2 separate regions of the Homo sapiens genome follow, and region 1 is linked to region 2. Evidence: read pairs that join two places in POLR2A ChIA-PET (ENCODE). Cell type or tissue: HepG2. All regions are shown on one strand. Each heading gives the region's core, and the rest is flanking DNA. Links, peaks and the distances in the headings are about the cores only. Region 1 overlaps ERRFI1-DT (ERRFI1 divergent transcript). Region 2 overlaps ERRFI1-DT (ERRFI1 divergent transcript).

Evidence for each region. Peaks named below come from ENCODE experiments on the same cell type or tissue, not always from the same donor. Only the 100,000 strongest peaks of a DNase experiment are listed, where the experiment ranks them.
Region 1: POLR2A ChIA-PET joins it to region 2 with 13 read pairs; 8 of 35 experiments call an interaction of 5 or more read pairs at or near these places.

What each region holds. Positions count from the first base shown.
Region 1 is chr1:8,038,092-8,042,486 of GRCh38, reverse strand. All of the region lies in intron 2 of ERRFI1-DT (ERRFI1 divergent transcript), which reads right to left. Among named protein-coding and RNA genes, the nearest start is that of ERRFI1-DT, 14 kb to the right of the region's middle. RefSeq lists a silencer at 1,584-1,878. In HepG2, for the core only: no CTCF peak of the experiment used is centred there; a DNase peak (open chromatin) is centred at 1,716.
Region 2 is chr1:8,118,768-8,123,162 of GRCh38, reverse strand. It overlaps ERRFI1-DT (ERRFI1 divergent transcript), which reads right to left. Exons shown (of 3, transcript NR_185980.1): 3 at 1-1,689. Among named protein-coding and RNA genes, the nearest start is that of LINC01714, 88 kb to the left of the region's middle. RefSeq lists an enhancer at 1,747-2,056. In HepG2, for the core only: no CTCF peak of the experiment used is centred there; DNase peaks (open chromatin) are centred at 1,712 and 2,182.

The sequences.
Region 1 (4,395 bases), core at 158-4,157, 81 kb after region 2:
ATTTGATTATTTTTGATATGTGATTATTTTTAGGTGCATTTGAAAAAAATACATCTAAAAATGACAAATATAATAACTCACATTATAAAGCCAATTGATGTTAAGTAGCAGATATAGCTGAAGAGAGCAATAGCAAACTGGAAAATAGATTTGAAGAAACTATACAAAATGTAGCACAAAAAGAGAAAGAAATAGAAAATACAAAAGAGTTAAAAGACACCAAGGACAGAGTAAAAAGATCTAATACTTATCTAATCAAAGTTATAGCAGGAGAAAAAAGAAAGGGAAAGAAACAACGAAACTCCGTCTCTACTAAAAATATAAAAATTAGCTGGGCGTGGTGGTGGTGCACACTTGTAGTCCCAGCTTCTAGGGAGGCTGAGGCAGGAGAATCACTTGAACCCAGGAGGCAGAGGTTGCAGTGAGCCAAGATCTCGCCACTGCACTCCAGCCTGGTGACAGAGCAAGACTCCATCTCAAAAAAAAACAAAACAAACAAAAAAAAAAAACAGAAGTTTAAATTCTGGACAAAAACATGAAAATTGGGAGGTGGAAGAACATGAAAATTAGGAGGCAGTGATGTGAATTAACATGTTCTTAAGTGTTTCTTGTATTTTTCAGGAGAGTAAAGATACTAGCTTTAGACTTTGCTATGTTAAGCATTTCACAATTTCTAGGTAACCACCAAAAAAGAGAAATAGAGGGTATAACTTCCAAATTGGGAGCATGAGATGAGAAAAAAATGCAACGAGTAAAGAAAAGATGCAAGAAATGAGAAAGAAAAACCCTTAAAATCAAGACAAATAGACAGTTCAAAATAGCATGGTATAAATGATTGAAATTATCAGTAAAATATATCAGTAATCATAATAATTATAAGTGAACTACACTCACCAATGGAAGACAAAGATTTTTTTAATCCAGCTCTGCGCTGTTTATAAAACAGACCAAAAACTTAAGGACACCCAAAGAGTAAAAAGAAAATTTTAGAAAAAAATACACCAAAGTACTAACCAAAAGAAAGCCATTGTGACTCCAGAAATATCAAACAGGCCAGGCGTGGTCTCTCACGCCTATAATCCCATCACTTTGGGAGGCTGAGGCAAGCAGATCACTCAAGACCAGGAGTTTGAGACCAGCCTGGCCAACATGGCAAAACTCTGTCTCTACTAAAAATACAAAAAATTAGCTGGGCATGGTGGCACACACCTGTAATCCCAGATACTCAGATGGCTGAGACACAAGAATCGCTTAAACCCAGGAGGTATAGGTTACAGTGAGCTAAGATCATGCCACTGCAGTCCAGCCTAAGCCACAGAGTGAGACTTTGTCCCAAAACAAAACAAGACAAAACAAAAAAAGAAAGAAAGAAAGTAAAGAAAAGAAGTATCAAACAAAATAGACTTTAATGCAAAAATTATTACTAGAGATAGAGGCTTACTACAAATTAACAAAATGTTGGATTTATCAGACAGATTTAACAATTCTAAACATGTATGCTCTGAATAATATAGCCTCAAAATATCAAAGTAGAAACATCAACAAAACTACTAGGAAAATGGAGTGAGGAAGGATAAACTAACAACAGAGAGAACAAAAGGAAGTTTCCATGATGAGCTACCCAGATCCCCAATGAGTTATGAAAAGCCTTATTCCTCAAGCTCCTGGGAATGCTGCCAGAACATGGCCCTTAGCTGTCAACCCTGTTTGGAGAGTGACTCAGCTGAAGAAAACTGCCTTTTCCAAGCTTACTCTTCCTTCCAAAGGCAAGCCATATCAATGACTGACCAATAAGAGTTAGAGGAAAAAAGGTCCAGCTCTCTTGCCCAAGTTAGGACAACTCCAAAGGGTCAATCCTGTTCCAGAGCTTTGCATGTAGTTAGCTAAGGCCTATGTCGTACATGGATCACAACTTAACTTCTCCCTCTGCCCAATTCTTTTTCCTCACCCTTCCTTCAACACTCTAATAAATGTCCTCCATGTTCATCTCCATCTCAAAGACTGCTTGCCAAGAAGCCAGTCTGCAACAAATATCCAGGAGAGATGCACTGGTAAGAAATTAAAAATATGGGATTAAAGGCCAGGAGAAAAAAAAAAAAGGGACTACAGGCCAGGAGAGAAAATGGGACTACAATTAGATTTTGGTGTAATTTACATAGACATCATAATAAAAGCTCAGGAATAGAATGAGATGACTAAACTAAGGAATAAGTAAAGAAAGCCTCGAAGACGCCAACATCTAAGCATACAAGGAAGAGAAGAATAAATGACCGAGCAGGACTGAGGAGAGGTATCAAAAGGTGTGACGTGTAGTGTTACCGAGGTCAAAGAACAGAAAACTTTAAGAAATTTGTAAGTGAACAGAGTCAAATGCTGTACATAAGAAAATGGCTGTTGTGGACACTTGATGTATGCTGACAATATCCATTTCCTTTTTTTCCTAGTCCATTCTTCAGTCTTACTCTGGGAAGCTATCACCTCCTCTACTCTTAGTCCTCCTCTACTCTTGGTCCTCCTCTGCACTTGAGCCTCAGATGGATTTGATTCTCCCCCCATGGTTCCAAATGAGGTCCCACATTCAGGCTTGGCCAATTGGAACATTGCACTCCCCTGGCCTTCAGTTTCGATTTGTGAGAATCAGGCCCAGGGTTTTTGTTCAAACTATTAAATAAGTTGTTTTTAAAATTTTTAATTAGATGATCCCAGGGTTTGCTGGCAGCCATCATGCCACCAAGGAACCTCAAAATGAAGTCAACACAAACATGGATAAAGCCAAAAGTTAGAGAAAGTCTTGCCCTGCATGATGTCATCTGAACATGTGAACAAAGCAATGTGTGCAGCGACATCCTAGTCTTCTCCAGTACTGATCCACTGAATTCCTTTTTTTATTTATCCAATTTGAGTTGGGTTTCCTGTCACTAAAAAAAAGTCCTAACTGATAACATGAGGATAGATATTCCATACTCAATTTTGTATTCTACTTTTTAAAAAAACTTTTATTTTAGGTTCGGGGTACATGTGCAGGTTTGTGTTATAGGTAAACTTATGTCACAGAAATTTGTTGTACAGATTGTTTTGTCAGCCAGGTACTGTGTTTGACTTTTTTCACTGAACATGATCATGAAAGAATTTGTGGTGGTTAAAAGGAAACTAACTGCCTAGGTTGGAATCTAGTTCCTAGCTGTGTGACTTTGAGCACATGACCTAACCTCACCTTGTAAACTGGGTACAACGATAGGATGTACCTCGTAGGGTTGTTGTGAAAGTTAAGTTAATATATGTCAAGCCTTAGAACAGTATCTAGTTCTTAGTAAATGCCACAAAAGTGTTAGCTATTATTAGGCATTATTCTCAATTACAAAATGTTCATAATCATATTACTCCTAATTATAAAATTCTCATTAGCATATGAATAGTCTGTATTTTACTTGGCCAGTTGTCCTACTACCAGGCCAGTTTTTCACTCTTATGAATAACACCATATTGAACCTCTTTGGGTATAAAGCTTTCTGTATTGTGATTACTTCCTCAGTTTTTTGCTGTTTTTGAGATGGAGTCTCACTCTGTCGCCCAGGCTGAGTGCAGCAGCGGGATCTCTGCTCACTGCAACCTACACCTCCCAGGTTCAAGCGATTCTTGTGCCTCGGCCTCCTGAGTAGGGATTACAGGCACAAGCCATCATGTCCAGCTAATTTTTGTATTTTTAGTAGATATGGGGTTTCACCATGTTGGCCAGGTTGGTTTTGAACTCCTGACCTCAAGTGATTCACCTGCCTCAGCCTCCCAAAGTGCTGGGATTACAGGCGTGAGCCACTGTGCCTGGCCTATTTCCTTAGAGTGCTGGTAAAAATACTGGTTCAAAGAGTTTATTTGATTCTCGAAAAATTTTAAGGAGGTAGAATCTACAGCCTTGGTCTGATGAGGCTTCTTTTCCATTTTTATATCAATTAGGCTGTTTGTATCCACCTGAATTTTCCATCCTATAGTTTAAGCTTATGGCCAAGACAGTCAACAGTGGTGCTGTGTGCTATAAGAGATACAAAAGAAATCATAATCTTCACTAGGATCATATACTCTAATGAGACAGGACAAATGCATATAAAGAATTAAAGAAAACTTCAAATAGAAGCAAAGTTCAAATGACTAGAAATTTTTCTGGATTTTACTTTGAAAAAGTAGAAACCATTAGAAATATATGTAGTAAGATACTCAGTAAATGTTTGTTGAATGAATGTAATGGTTACCATGGATGTCCTGGGGTACCTTCTGATGCCTCAGGATGGTGTGCACTAATAGGAAGTCGATTTTATTATATTTCTAAGTCAGTGAAAACTAAGATTTTGTTACATTTTTTTCCCAGTTTTTATGAATCACAGCTCCCTAAGGTTAATGACT
Region 2 (4,395 bases), core at 128-4,127:
CGTTCGAACCAGAGCGACTCCATCTTAAATAGGAGCTGAGTAAAATAAGGCTGAGACCTACTGGGCTGCATTCCCAGATGGTAATGGCATTCTAATTTACAGGATGAGATAGGAGGTCGGCACAAGATACAGGTCATAAAGATATTGCTGAAAAAACAGGTTGCAGTAAAGAAGCTGGCTAAAACCCACCAAAAACCAAGATGGTGCCGAGAGTGACCTCTGGTCATCCTCACTGCTTCACTCCCACCAGCTCCATGACAGTTTACAAACGCCATGGCAACATCAGGACTTGCCCTCTACGGTCTAAAAGGGGGAGGCATGAGTAATCCACCCCTTGTTTAGCATATCATCAAGAAACAGCCATAAAACTGGGCAATCAGCAGCCCTCAGGGCTGCTCTGTCTATGGAATAGCCATTCTTTTACTCCTTTACTTAATAAACTGGCTTTCGCTTTACAGACTCACCCGGAATTCTTTCTTGTGCGAGATCCAAGAACCCTCTCTTGGGGTCTGGATCAGGACCCCTTTCCTGTTATGCAGGAGGATGTCCTTATCTGTAGGAAGCACACCCTGAAGTGCTCAGGCTCAGTGGGCCTTCTGGCTGGCAACTGACTCTTCACTGCCCCAGAGAAAAAAGTTTTTGAGCTCTACTTGCGACTTTCCTTTAGGTATGTGGTTGTTAGTAAAACTGTAACAAACCTTTAAATAAATAAGGCATCCTCTTATTTTCTCTTAAATGTATGTCTTAAAGGGGTGTATTCATGATGACAGAGAAGTCAGTCTAGAAGGAGACAGATAGTAAGTGGGAGGCACCCCCGGCAACCCCGCCCCAGTCTGGATGAGTCAGCCCCCTCATTCTGCCTTTCCTGACCCCCAAGTCCAGCTCAGAAGCCCTTCTTAGGAGTTTCCCATGAGCCTCTATTTGCTGAACACAGCACTTCTGATCTGGTAATTTTAACGGCCCATTTACTTATAAATACCATGAGATTAGAGGTATTGTCTGACTTGCTCACCACTGTCTTCTTGGAGGTGGAGGCAATTTCAGGGACACAGTAGCTCCTCAGTAAGCATTTGCTGAACAAATGAAAGAATGGTTCACACTGACCCCAAAGAAGGTTTTCTCCCTAGTCTTGGACTATTTCTCTTTTTTCTTTCTTTTCTTTTCTTTTTTTTTTTTTTTTAGAGACAATGTCTGGCTCTGTCACCCAGGCTGGAGTGTGGCGGCACGATCTCAGCTCACTGCAGCCTCCACTTCCTGGGCTCAAGTGATCCTCTGGCCGCAGCCTGCCGAGTGGCTGGAACCACAGGCACACACACCAGGCCTGGCTAATTTTTGTATTTTTTTGTAGAGATGAGGTTTTGCCAGGTTGCCCAGGCTGGTTTCGAACTCCTGAGCTCGAGCAATCCACCTGCCTTGGCCCCACAAAGTGCTGGGATTACAGGTGTGAGCCACTGTTCCTGGCTGGAATGTTTCGAATCAAGCAGTTAAAAGGTAAAGACCAGTGCTGTAGCCGCATGATCCGCCTGTTCCTCAGCGTGGATAAAGCTCTTTGCCCTCCTTATGGAACTATGGCACGGTTTTGCTCTCGACTCTCTTGAGTCCTTGCAGAGGAGGCATGGAAAGATCTGGTGTGAGTCACTGCCATCGATCAACATGACATTGTTCTCGAAGGGCTCGCAGTGGGGAAACCTAAAAAGGAAGAAAATGAGAGCACTTGCCAAGGCTACTGAACAAAGGGTCAAGCACCCAGCCAGTCACTGAGTTCCAGACTCTTAATAACAAGGTTATGAAGCTATGCGAAGCCTTCATCCCTTCTCATAACTACACAGGCATGTCGGGGCTTCTGAAGTTGTGACAGTGATTTCCTTTAAAGAAAACGATTCTAAGTAAACCAAGGACACTTCACCCTTGACTTTGAAAATGTCTACAAACTTTCCCAGAGCAAATCTCTGCCGGCGTTTCTCACTTCCCGATCTGATCGGCCTGAGGAGCCCACGGGCTGGGCTGGCACGTTCTTTTGTTCAGCTTCTCTACCGGAAGGAGTTTGTGTAAAAAGGAATAGAAATCAGTGTTCATGCCACAATAGGGGTAATTGTTCTGAGCTGCCACATTCCGTTAAATGTTTACCTTTTTGTTTCACAATCTAACAGGAAACGAGGAGCAAAGGATTTTTGGTTCCCTTATCCCCCTTTGGTCAAGACTAAAAAAGACCAGTTGTTATTCTAGTTGCTCAAAAATGAAATGCTCAAGGTAGGAAATGAGCACAGTTGCTAAAGACTCCAGATCACAATCTGGGGTTTCAACCAAATCCGTTGCATGAAATGTTTCAGAGGAATGAGGCTTTGTCAACCTTCTCCATGTGCCTCCAGGACAGGATGTTTAGCAAGAGGTGCTGAACATTGTAACCATCTTTCTATGTGATCTATAGAACACTATGGATGACCAAGATAAAAAACTGGACAGATTAGATTCCTTAGTAGCCAAATACAAGGTAGGGAAGTGGCAAAAAGCTGGGACCCGTTGGGAAGGAGGCCGGAGGGCTTCGCCAGGCTCTCCTCCGCCATTTCAGATCCATCCTTCAAGACCAGACCCCAACCCAGCTTCTACTTCGAGGAGAAGTATTTGTTTAAAGTTCCATTTGTGGAATGGCCCAGCTGGGATGAAAACCAGGCTGTGAATTCTAGTACCAGCTCCACCCCTGAAAAACAGAGTAGAACCTCCCTGGGCTAACGTCTTCTAATAATCCAATCATAGAGTAAACTATGTCTTTTGGGGCATTTTAAACTTTTTTATTGCTTTGAAATAGAGTCAGGGGAAGAAAGACTTTACCATCTAGGTTCGATAGCTGGGTCTAGGAAATACACTGACAATACACAGATTTAACAGGAAAAAGGGTAAACAAATTTATTAATTTTTAATATGTGCACAGGGGCCATCATAGGAAGAAAAAAACAATATCACAAAAAAGTGATGCCATCTTAACAGAGAAAAGGGAGAGGAGATGTGGGCTACCGTGAGGAGAGGAAATGATTTTTAGGAAAGAAAAATGGGCCTTTAGAAGACTAGATGGGAGATACGAGGGTTTGTGGCAGTTTGTCCGGATGTTAAGGCAGCCCTTGCTGACTCCTGGGGAGGGGACTTAGGACAACTGATGTCCTTTTGGAGGCTCTGCCTTTGGGCAGATGAGAGGAGTTCAGGGAAACCATGTCTCTGCATTTACTGTTTTCCAGTGCTTTCTGCTCAAAATCACCAACATTCCAAAGTGGCATATTTGGGGGCAGTCTGTCCTGAACCCCTACTCGACAGTAAAAAACATTTTTTAAAAATTAAAAATGGGCCAGGCGCGGTGGCTGACACCTGTAATCCCAGCACTTTGGGAGGCTGAAGTGGACAGATCACTTGAGGTTAGGAGTTCAAGACCAGCCTGGCCAACATGGTGAAACCCCATCTCTACTAAAAATACAAAAATTGCCTGGGTCTGGTGGTGCTTGCCTGTAGTCCCAGCTACCCGAGAGGCTGAGGCAGGAGAATTGCTTGAACCTGGGAGGCAGAGGTTGCAGTGAACTGAGATCGTGCCACTGCACTCCAGCCTGGGCAACCGAGTGAGACTCCATCTCAAAAATAAACAAATAAAAATTAAAAATGGATAATTCGGTCATAAATAAGATTGTCATAGTGAAATAAATTTAATGGTTTTCAATACTTACTAAATATTTCTATATTCAAAGCCCAGTCCCTGAACTTTGCAGAGGCACTTGGGTTCAAGTCCCACCTCTGCCACTTACTAGCCGTGTAACTCGGGAGAAACCGTTTAACCTTTCCTTTCTGTGCCTCAGTCTCCACATCTACAAAAAGAGGGAGATAACAGTAGGGACTCACAGGTTTCTGTGAGGATGAAAAGAGCCAATGCAAATATAAAGTAGTGCCTGGCACATAGTAAACACTCAATAAATGCCAACACTTGTCACAATAATATCGTTACAACATTTTTTTAAAAAGGGTTTTATACTTGGAAAAGAATGTAAACTTTTTAAAAGCTGCAATGAATAAATCTGCAGCCAGACCAAAGATGTGCACTTTGTATTTAATTTTTTTTAGATTTTTCCCATCATTGGCTAGATGTACACATTCAAATTTCTTTTCTTTCTTTTTTTTTTTTTTGAGACAGAGGCTCGCTCTGTTGCCCAAGCTGGAGTGCAGTGACGCAATCTTGGCTCACCACAACCTCCAGCACCTGGGTTCAAGCGATTCTCCTGCCTCAGCCTCCTGAGTAGCTGGGATTACAGGCATGTGCCACCATGCCCGGCTAATTTTTATATTTTTTAGTGGAGATGGGGTTTCCCCAGGTTGGCAAGGCTGGTCTTGAACTCCTGACTTCAGGTGAGCCACCCGCCT